Linked DNA regions of Homo sapiens: region 1 is linked to region 2. A link is a contact called in ENCODE Hi-C or POLR2A ChIA-PET data. All regions are on one chromosome and are shown on one strand. Each heading gives the region's core, a stretch centred on a gene start or an enhancer-like site at or near the end of the contact. The rest is flanking DNA. Distances are from core to core; before and after follow the strand shown.

Region 1 (4,813 bases), core at 2,177-4,676, 480 kb after region 2:
TCCAGCTCTTGACCTCGAGTGATCTGCCCGCCTCGGCCTCCCGAGGTGCTGGGATTGCAGACGGAGTCTCGCTCACTCAATGCTCAATGTTGCCCAGGCTGGAGTGCAGTGGCGTGATCTCGGCTCGCTACAACCTCCACCTCCCAGCCGCCTGCCTTGGCCTCCAAAAGTGCTAAGATTACAGGCTCTGCCCGGCCGCCACCCCATCTAGGAAGTGAGGAGCGTCTCTGCCTGGCCGCCCATCGTCTGGGATGTGAGGAGCCCCTCTGCCCGGCCACCCCATCTGGGAGGTGAGAAGCGCCTCTGCCCAGCTGCCCATCGTCTGGGATGTGAGGAGCGCCTCTGCCCGGCCGCCCCGTCTGGGAAGTGAGGAGCGCCTCTGCCCAGCTGCCCCGTCTAGGAAGTGAGGAGCGCCTCTGCCTGGCTGCCCATCGTCTGGGATGTGAGGAGCGCCTCTGCCCGGCCGCCCCGTCTGGGAAGTGAGGAGCGCCTCTGCCCAGCTGCCCCGTCTGGGAAGTGAGGAGCCCCTCTGCCCGGCTGCCCTGTCTGGGAGGTGAGAAGCGCCTCTGCCCGGCTGCCCATCGTCTGGGATGTGAGGAGCGCCTCTGCCCGGCCACCCCGTCTGGGAAGTAAGGAGCCCCTCTGCCCGGCCGCCCCGTCTGGGATGTGAGGAGCCCTTCTGCCCGGCCGCCCCGTCTGGGAGGTGAGGAGCCCCTCTGCCCGGCCGCCCCATCTGGGAGGTGAGGAGCACCTCTGCCCAGCCGCCCCGTCTGGGAGGTTAGGAGCCCTTCTGCCTGGCCGCCCCATCTGGGAAGTGAGGAGCACCTCTGCCTGGCCGCCACCCCGTCTAGGAAGTGAGGAGCGCCTCTGCCTGGCTGCCCATCGTCTGTCTGGGAGGTGAGAAGCGCCTCTGCCCGGCCGCCCCGTCTGGGAGGTGAGGAGCGTCTCTGCCCGGCTGCCCATCGTCTGGGATGTGAGGAGCGCCTCTGCCCGGCCGCCCCGTCTGGGAGGTGAGGAGCGCCTCTGCCCGGCCGCCCCGTCTGGGAGGTGTGGAGCACCTCTGCCTGGCCGCCCCGTCTGGGAAGTGAGGAGCGCCTCTGCCCAGCCGCCCCGTCTGGGAAGTGAGAAGTGCCTCTGCCCGGCCGCCCGGTCTGGGAGGTGTACCCAACAGCTCCGAAGAGACAGCGACCATTGAGAATGGGCCATGATGACGATGGCAGTTTTGTCAAAAAGAAAAGGGGGAAATGTGGGGAAAAGAAAGAGAGATCAGATTGTTACTGTGTCTGTGTAGAAAGAAGTAGACATAGGAGACTCCATTTTGTTCTGTACTAAGAAAAATTCTTCTGCCTTGGGATGCTGTTAGTCTATAACCTTACCCCCAACCCCGTGCTCTCTGAAACATGTGCTGTGTCCACTCAGGGTTAAATGGATTAAGGGTGGTGCAAGATGTGCTTTGTTAAACAGATGCTTGAAGGCAGCATGCTCGTTAAGAGTCATCACCACTCCCTAATCTCAAGTACCCAGGGACATAAACACTGAGGAAGGCTGCAGGGTCCTCTGCCTAGGAAAACCAGAGACCTTTGTTCACGTGTTTATCTGCTGACCTTCTCTCCACTATTATCCTATGACCCTGCCACATCCCCCTCTCTGAGAAACACCCAAGAATGATCAATAAATACTGAAAAAAAAAAAGAAAAGGATCAGCGTGGCCTAGGGCAATACACAAAGCTTGCATGAGGGAAGGGAGCCTCAAAGCACGGATGGATGAATCTAACTAGGCAGAAAAGCAGGAAAGCAGGGTAAAGGCCTGGAGGTGGAAGTGAAGAAGGTTCTGCATGGAGCTGAGATGCCTGGCTTACTGGAGCCAGAGAAAGAGAAGGGACGGGCGGCTCGATCTTCAGACTGGACAGATAGCCAGTAACCCTGAGGACTGCTCAGTGGTCTGAGACGAGTGACCAACACAGAGGCCCCACCCAGCTCCTTCCTCAGTAGCCATCAGGGTAAGGCCTCAAAAAGCAGAGAGTGATAACCTCCAGGCCCAGAGAACTTGGGTGGCGAAAGAGGTAACAGCCTTCAGTTTCTTGCTCTGATACCTCCAAACTTGGCAAAAAGTAGGATGTTCGGTACGAGGAATAAAGGGATTTTGGAAGCATGAACACTTAGATGTGTGTATCTGGAAGTTATGTGTACCCAGCATACACTAGAGGCTCAGTGACTACCTCCTCCTCCACCTCAGGAAGCACCTTGGTCAATGAGAATCCCTGTCATTAGTCCAGCCTAACTTAGTAGGACAGGAAAAAAAAAAAAAGAGGGGGGCTGGGCCCAGTGGCTCATGCCTGTACTCCCAGCATTTTGGGAGGCTGAGGTGTACAGATCACCTGAGGTCAGGAGTTCGAGACCAGCCTGGCCAACACAGTGAAACCCTGTCTCTATATAAAAATACTAAATTAGCCAGGCTTGGTGGTGTGCGCCTGTAATCCCAGCTACTTGGGAGGCTGAGGCAGGACAATCACTTAAACCTGGGAGGCGGAGGTTGCAGTGAGCCAGGATCACGCCATTGCACTCCAGCCTGGGCAGTAAGAGTGAAACTGTCTCAAAAAGAAAACAACAACAACAACAACAACAACAAAAAACAACTCTAAAAAATTAAAAATTAAAAATTAAAAATTAACTGGGTATGGTGGCACACATCTGTAGTTCCAGCTACTCAGGAGGCAGAAACAGGATGATCACTTAAGCCTGGGAGGTCAAGGCTGCAGTGAGCTATGACCGTACCACTGCACTTTAGCCTGGGTGACAGAGTAAGACCTTATTGCAAAAAAAAAAAAAAAAAAAAAAAAAGCAGGCACACAGAGTGGACACTCAGCAACCAGCTTGCAAATCAAGATTAGACTGGGCACAGTGGCTCATGCCTGTAATCCCAGCAGTTTGGGAGGGTGAGCTGGGCAGATCACATGAGGCCAGGCATTCAAGACCAGCCTGACCAACATGACGAAACTCCGTCTCTACTAAAAATACAAAAATTAGCCCAGCATGGTGGTGCACACCTGTAATCTCAGCTACTGGGGAGGCTGAGGCATGAGAATTGCTTGAACCTCACAGGCAGAGGTTGCAGTGAGCTGAGATGGCACCACTGCACTGCCTGGGCAATACAAAAAGACTCTGTCTCAAAAAAAAAAAAAAAAAAAAAGATTAATCAGCACCTGCCTGGTTTTCTTCTCCTGGAACTCTGCCCACGGGAGGCAGATCATGGAATGGTAAAGGCATCCTCTCCCCCAGCTCATGTCCTGAGGATGAGCAACCTCAACCCTGTCCCAAGTTCCTGGCTCCACAGACTTAGCACACTGAGCCCCCAGCCTGTGCCAGCTAGGTCTCAATCACTAGCAAATGCTGCTGAAAACAATGGTGATGGCACAATGGCAGATAACCTGAAACAAGGTTAGACTCTTCTCTCCTTCCCAGCTTTCCAAGTCTACCATATGGGGACAATGACACCACGACAGTTGAGGAGTGCATGCCATACACTTAAAATCCTCAAGGCAGTCAGCAGCATCTGCAGGGCTGCCTGGCAGAAAAGGAAGGGGTTTCATCCTGAACAAGTCAAGCGGTAACCCACAAATGGGGACCACAGAGAGACTAATTTTGCTTCTATTTAAAGAATGGTGACATACAAGACAATGAAAAGCTTGAACAGAAAAAAAACTAAGGAAATGAAGGCAAATATAATGAGAGAATAAAGAAAGGCAACTAGAAACTCCAAGAAAAACAAAAGTAACATAAGAAAGCAAATGTAACTGTTAAACATTATTTGGCTCTGTTGGAACAATATTTATTAAATACATGGCTTAAATAACATACACATTTTATATTAATTTTCAATGTTTAGAGTCAATCCACAGATAAAACATGGAAGATAATTACGGTTTTAAAGCAGCAGATAATTATAGTCTACTTTGATAACATGAAAACAGAGGACAGAAATTGTAGGAAGGGGTGAGGAAAGCTAAAGTTTAGGGTAGGGGACTAATATCATCTTTTTATTTTAGTTTTGGAGACAAGGTCTTGCTCTGTCACCCAGGCTGGAGTGCAGTGACACAGTCATGGCTCATTGCAGCCTTGACCTCCCAGGCTCAAGCAATCCTCCCATCTCAGCCTCCTGAGTAGCTGGGACCACAGAAAGGCATGTGCTGTCACACATGGCTAATTTTTAAAATTTTTCCTTTTTTCTAAAAGGAATCAAAGGCTGGGCGCAGTGGCTCATGCCTGTAATCCCAGTACTTTGGGAGGCCAAGGCAGGTGGATCACCTGAGGTCAGGAGTTAGAGACCAGCCTGGCCAACACGGTGAAACGTCATCTCTACTAAAAATACAAAAATTAGATGGGCGTGATGGTGGGCACCTGTAATCCCAGCTACTCGGGAGGCTGAGGCAGAATTGCTTGAACTCTGGAGGTGGAGGTTGCAGTGAGCCAAGATGGCACCACTGCACTCTAGCCTAGGGGACAAGAGTGAAACTCCATCTCAAAAAAAGAATAAAATAAAATAAACCAAGAAATAGCAGTTGAGTGTAGTTTTTAAGAGTGTGGACTTGGCTGGGCGCGGTGGCTCAGGCCTGTAATCCCAGCACTTTGGGAGGCTGAGGCGGGTGAATCACAAAGTCAGAAGTTTGAGACCAGCCTGGCCAACATGGTGAAACGCCGTCTCTACTAAAAATACAAAAAATTAGCTGGGCGTGGTGCCGAGCACCTGTAATCCCAGCTACTTGGGAGGCTGAGGCAGGAGAATCGCTTGAACCCGGGAGGCGGAGATTGCAGT
Region 2 (4,828 bases), core at 1,172-3,671:
GGCTCCTGAATGGGAAGCTCTGGCTTCAAGGAATCTTTGGACTTCTCTAGCTCATTCCTTCACTTTGTAGATGACAGCTCTAAGCCCCACTGAAGGGAGGGGGCTTCTGGGGACCATGGGCATCTGACTAGAATCCCAGGGGTCTTTCTTACTCCAAAGTTCATGCGTTTTCCTCACAGTGGACAGTCTCCTAACCCAGCCGTCAGGGTCAGGCCAGGCACTATCTATGACTTTGAGCGCTGCTCCCCTCTGAGCCTCAGCTTCCCTAAAGCAAAGTGAGTAGATTGAACTAGATCATCTCTGGGGTTCCTTCCTTTCATAAATACTTTGGATCATAATTCTTCATTTAGAATATGAATGTCTCAGTTTCCCATAATCCCTGTTTATATTTAGCCAGGGTTATAGCTTAATGCATCTGATTTGAAAAGAGAGTCCTTGCAAAATAGCCACAGCTCCTAAAATTTGAAGTTTTAAAAAAAAGAATAAAGAGCTCAACATTGAAAGCTAGAATGTGATGCCAGTAGCACAACAAATGAAAATGCTATTCTTTAAAAATTCCAACCATATGATTTAATTTTATATTTCTTCTTTCTATTTAAGAGAAAATAATACAAGCTTGAAAAGCAGTAAATATGTAAAGAGAAAATTTGTCAACTGATATTGGAAGATCTGACCTAGGTCACACATAAATCTTCCAGACAAGAGCTGCAGGGCAAGCCATAATTTCAGAGAGTAAAAGAGAAAATGAAAGCTATAGCTGGTGTCTTCTCTAAGTTACATAGGTAGATTCATTTTAGTTTTCTGATTGTGCCTCTGAATATAATGTAAAAGGGGCTGGTAGCAAGATCTGTTTTACCACTTATGTAAAAAGCTCCTCTACAGAGAGCAAAGCATAAAGTGAGACTTCCAAAATTGCTTTTTATCACCAGAGCCATTGGCTAAATAGTTGAGGACCCACAAGCAAACTTCTACATTGGCAATTTCCTTTCTAGCATCATTTTTCACAGTCATAAGTCATGTTATAAGAATTTTCTAATTGCTAATGATGGTCCTTGTAAGGAAATATATGATAAATGTTACTATAATAATACCAAGACCTAACTGGTACTTGTGGCTGCCTTCTATGAAGTCATTCTTCCCCATTTAAACACATAAGAGTCTGCCTTACATCAGAATGAGACGTAACTATCCCCTGTTAGTGTGGTTTTAAATCTTGAATCTAACAGCTAATGAAAGAAAAAAAAAAATCTATGCCCAGAAAAGGGAAGAGGTTCATCTATCAAAATGCAACTAGTTCTAGAGACTGATTAACAAAGTGTGTGACTGGAACAATTACTGTTCTCTCATTGTCCCAAAGTACTAGTTAGACATAGAAAACACTCAACACACGCAAAATGTATAAGCAGGAATGAGGGCTTGGACAAGTTAGTTATAAACAGCATTTCATATGTTGTGAGGTGCAGGCAGTACATCAGCCCTAACAATATTATTGCGTTCCTCTGAACTCTGCTCTCACAGCTAAGCATTTGGAAGGCAGACCCAGAATAAAGATAGGCATTCACAAAGCCAACATTTTATATTGAGGACCCTTGGTTCCACTTTTAATGTGCTATAAACTAGGGGCTTCACTTTTTCATGAACTGTGTGCAAAAGCAGAGGCAATGACTGGAGGTTGACTGTTTGGATCTGTTTTATGGTTGCTGTGCCTATACAGTAATGTGATCTTGAAAAAGGTAAACAACAAAGAGTTTAGCAGTGAAAAATATGCCTAATATAAATACAGCCGAGTACATGGCAGTTCAGAATTTTAAAAATATGACTGTGGCATTAAATTTTCTGGTGGAATTAACAGAGGAACATAATACAGCCTTTATGGCAATATATCTGAGACAGAAAAAGGAGATAATACATCTAACTCTATGGTCTATGTGGCATTCATATAAAGAAAAGCACAGTAGCTTTATTTAATTGAGAAAATGAATCAATTACAATGATGTTGCATCATCAAATTCTTGTGAAATAGAAGATATAAGTCACTGCATTGTGTAACTGTTAAAAAGTAATTGAGTATCTTAAGCATTTTGAATCAATTTCAGGTACTGGCACTGTTACCTTAATACAAAATTTATGAAGATGATTTCATATAATATGTTGCTATCAAAACTGTATAATAAAACCTGATAACGTCTCTCTTTAAAAACCTGGGCAAAACAGTATAGTTATAAGATTATAAAAAAAGACTTTGATATTGCTGTTTTTCTCTTTCTTTTAATGAAGAGCAAGCATAAATAGTACAGTTTTAAGTTGACTTAGACTAAGCTTTTAACCTGCAAAATAGGGCAAACTAGAGACTTTAAGACCTCAGTTCATGAGGAAGTTTCCTCCCCTCAGTTAATCTGATTCACACAACTCATATGTTTCTGGGGACAGTGTTTCATAATCCATTTCTGAATTCATTTCAAAACCTCTCACTTAGAATGTTTGCTGCATGTTCTCCTCAGAGAATGTTGTCATCCCCCTGACTCTTGGAAATTTGTGAAACACATTCTCTTTGATGTCAGAAATGGATTTCTGATTCTTTATTCATTACAAATAACTCCGTTGTTGAAGCAGATATATCTTACTAGGAATGTAGGGGTGGGGGGAGTATCAGTGTGTGCTTGAAAAAAAAATAAAAGCAAACTCCATAGATATCTCATGTCATAGGAGAGGTTATCCAGGCTTTTCAGTATTTTTTTAAAGGTAGTTTGGCTTGTTACTGAAATTCTTAACCACTTCCGGGTGGTGGTTACAGCTCCGCCTTCCCTTGTAATGTAAATCTTTACCTGCAGAATCTTGTCTGGAAATACTCATGGACTGGAGAAACCAGAAGAAGCAGTAATTCAGGACAACATCAAGCAGGGACTATCAACATAGACTAAGCCAGTCAACCTGGGACAGAGGTTTCTGAAAGTAGTGATTGGGGAGGAAGTGATGAAAAGCCAATAAGAGCAATGAGTGGGCGCCGTGTTCATTTGACAAATATATGGGAAAACACTTTTTAAAACACTCAGGCAGTAGGAAGAAGGGTGTGCTGATCAGCCACATGGATGCAAAAGAAATGCATAAACATAGCTGCAGCTCTTGAGAAACTCACAGTCTAGGTGAGAGGAACCAACATGTCAAAATGGATAATTTATCAACAATACCATACCAAGTATAAATGTATACAAATACAGTTGTTTTCAAATAACTCTATGATCATAGGCAAGTGTAATACAGATGCTGGAAGGAAAGGAGCTCTGGAGGAGCCCCAGCACCACCACACCCTGGCGCTGAGGCCTCAGGCCCGGACACTGTCCTCTGATAGGCCCAGCTTTCCCATCATAGAATAAAGATGATCATCCCTGCCAAACTCAGGGTGGTTGTACAGATCAAATGAGTTTGTATATGGGAAAGAATTTTTTAAAACACCTTTAAAAACATATAAGGGATTATTACTAGTTTCCCTGTATTTTACCGGCTGGTTGGAGCCCAGTTATCTCAGAAAACAGTTGACCCATCAGTATTTGGTTCCTGAAAAGTTCTCTGTTAGAAAATGTAGTACCTGGAGTTTCATTTTCATTGAGTTTATAATAACTGTAAGCTTTATTTTTCCTGGATGGGGAGGCACTGAAGTGTTTAGTACTTTAATGACTAAGTGGATGTTTTATTAATTTTTATGTCACGTTTTAGTAGCTTTGTAAGAAATGCAGTTTATCAGTGTTAAATGTGTGAGCAGCCTGCCTTCAGAATGTTGATCAGAAATGCGCTCTTACTGGACTCTGCATTTATTCCCTAAAAATCAGTGTGAAACTTCCATGAATTTGATTTTCCCAGAGAGCATTGCTGCCCTGGAAACAGGCAGAAGGAACTTTGGAAAAGGTGGAGTTGTTACCCCACTCCTAAGTTAGGTGCAAATACTTCAACTACATAATTAAAGTTTTCCTCACAAAATAGGGGATTGTGAGCAGACACTGGCAGGAATCCAAAATTCTAATTTCTGACTATGATTTAATTTCAATTTTAAATAAATCGGTTTTTAATTTAAAAAGAGTGAGCTTCGTAACATTAGCAATGATTGCAACATTAAGCCCAGTGTTCACAATCTAGCAATATAAAACATTATTTATATCTGAATCGTAAACAGCCTTTTGAAATGGATTATGGTTTTTCTCCCTATTCTAATACAACCTGGAGGGTACTAAAAAGTGTTGTGTGAAATTAACATTCTGCTGACTTTCGCCTATAAATGAGAAGCGAGCTATTAACATTTGTGTATTTTCATTATGTAAATTGTGTTAACACATGCCCACAAATTGCCACCAGCAATGCAATAATTTTCTCTCAGTGATCATAATGTGTCCAAGTGAGTCATTTTGATTATGACATGCTAATTACATATTGCCTTTTTTCAGATTCAGAAAAACCAGGGATCTTTAATGGTAAGCTTTATGAGTTCAGAAAAAAATTCACTTTTCTTTTTCCTGATGGCTGCTTCCTTTGCATGCTTGAATGCCTTGTTTTAAACTTAGCAAATTGCATTTTGAAGAAAATGCAAACCTTTAACTGCCTGTATTAGATTAGGTACCATTAGAAATAATAGAACCTCCTGAGCATCAATGTTTTTATAAGAGTTTGCTGTTGTTGATTAATCTTGCTATATTTTATTGCATTAATGATTTTTTCTTTCCACTCCACTGTAAAGATATTGCATAGAGGCTAATACTTTTTCCTCTCTTCTTTTCCATTGCAGCCTCTCCAGCTTCTGCAGTGCATTGTTGATGAGGTGAGGCATCGTCTTATGTGC

Evidence for each region. Hi-C counts contacts between places; a loop is a spot of excess contacts on that map. ChIA-PET counts read pairs that join two places held with the same protein, here RNA polymerase II (POLR2A). Pooled maps may share reads with other maps.
Region 1: a loop to region 2 is called in a pooled map, with 2.0 times the contacts of the local background. The contact joins two enhancer-like sites. A Hi-C loop is called at or near these places in 2 of 50 pooled maps. POLR2A ChIA-PET finds 5 or more read pairs at or near these places in 2 of 52 experiments (HepG2 and Panc1).

The regions. Positions count from the first base shown.
Region 1 is chr15:68,221,450-68,226,262 of GRCh38, forward strand. All of the region lies in intron 1 of CLN6 (CLN6 transmembrane ER protein), which reads right to left. Among named protein-coding and RNA genes, the nearest start is that of CLN6, 5.9 kb to the right of the region's middle. Within about 2 kb of position 3,427, at least 4 of the 41 ENCODE cell types and tissues checked have a DNase peak (open chromatin) inside an H3K27ac peak, as active enhancers do.
Region 2 is chr15:67,743,795-67,748,622 of GRCh38, forward strand. MAP2K5 (mitogen-activated protein kinase kinase 5) reads left to right here. Exons shown (of 22, transcript NM_145160.3): 18 at 4,437-4,463; 19 at 4,775-4,807. Among named protein-coding and RNA genes, the nearest start is that of SKOR1, 79 kb to the right of the region's middle. Within about 2 kb of position 2,422, at least 2 of the 41 ENCODE cell types and tissues checked have a DNase peak (open chromatin) inside an H3K27ac peak, as active enhancers do.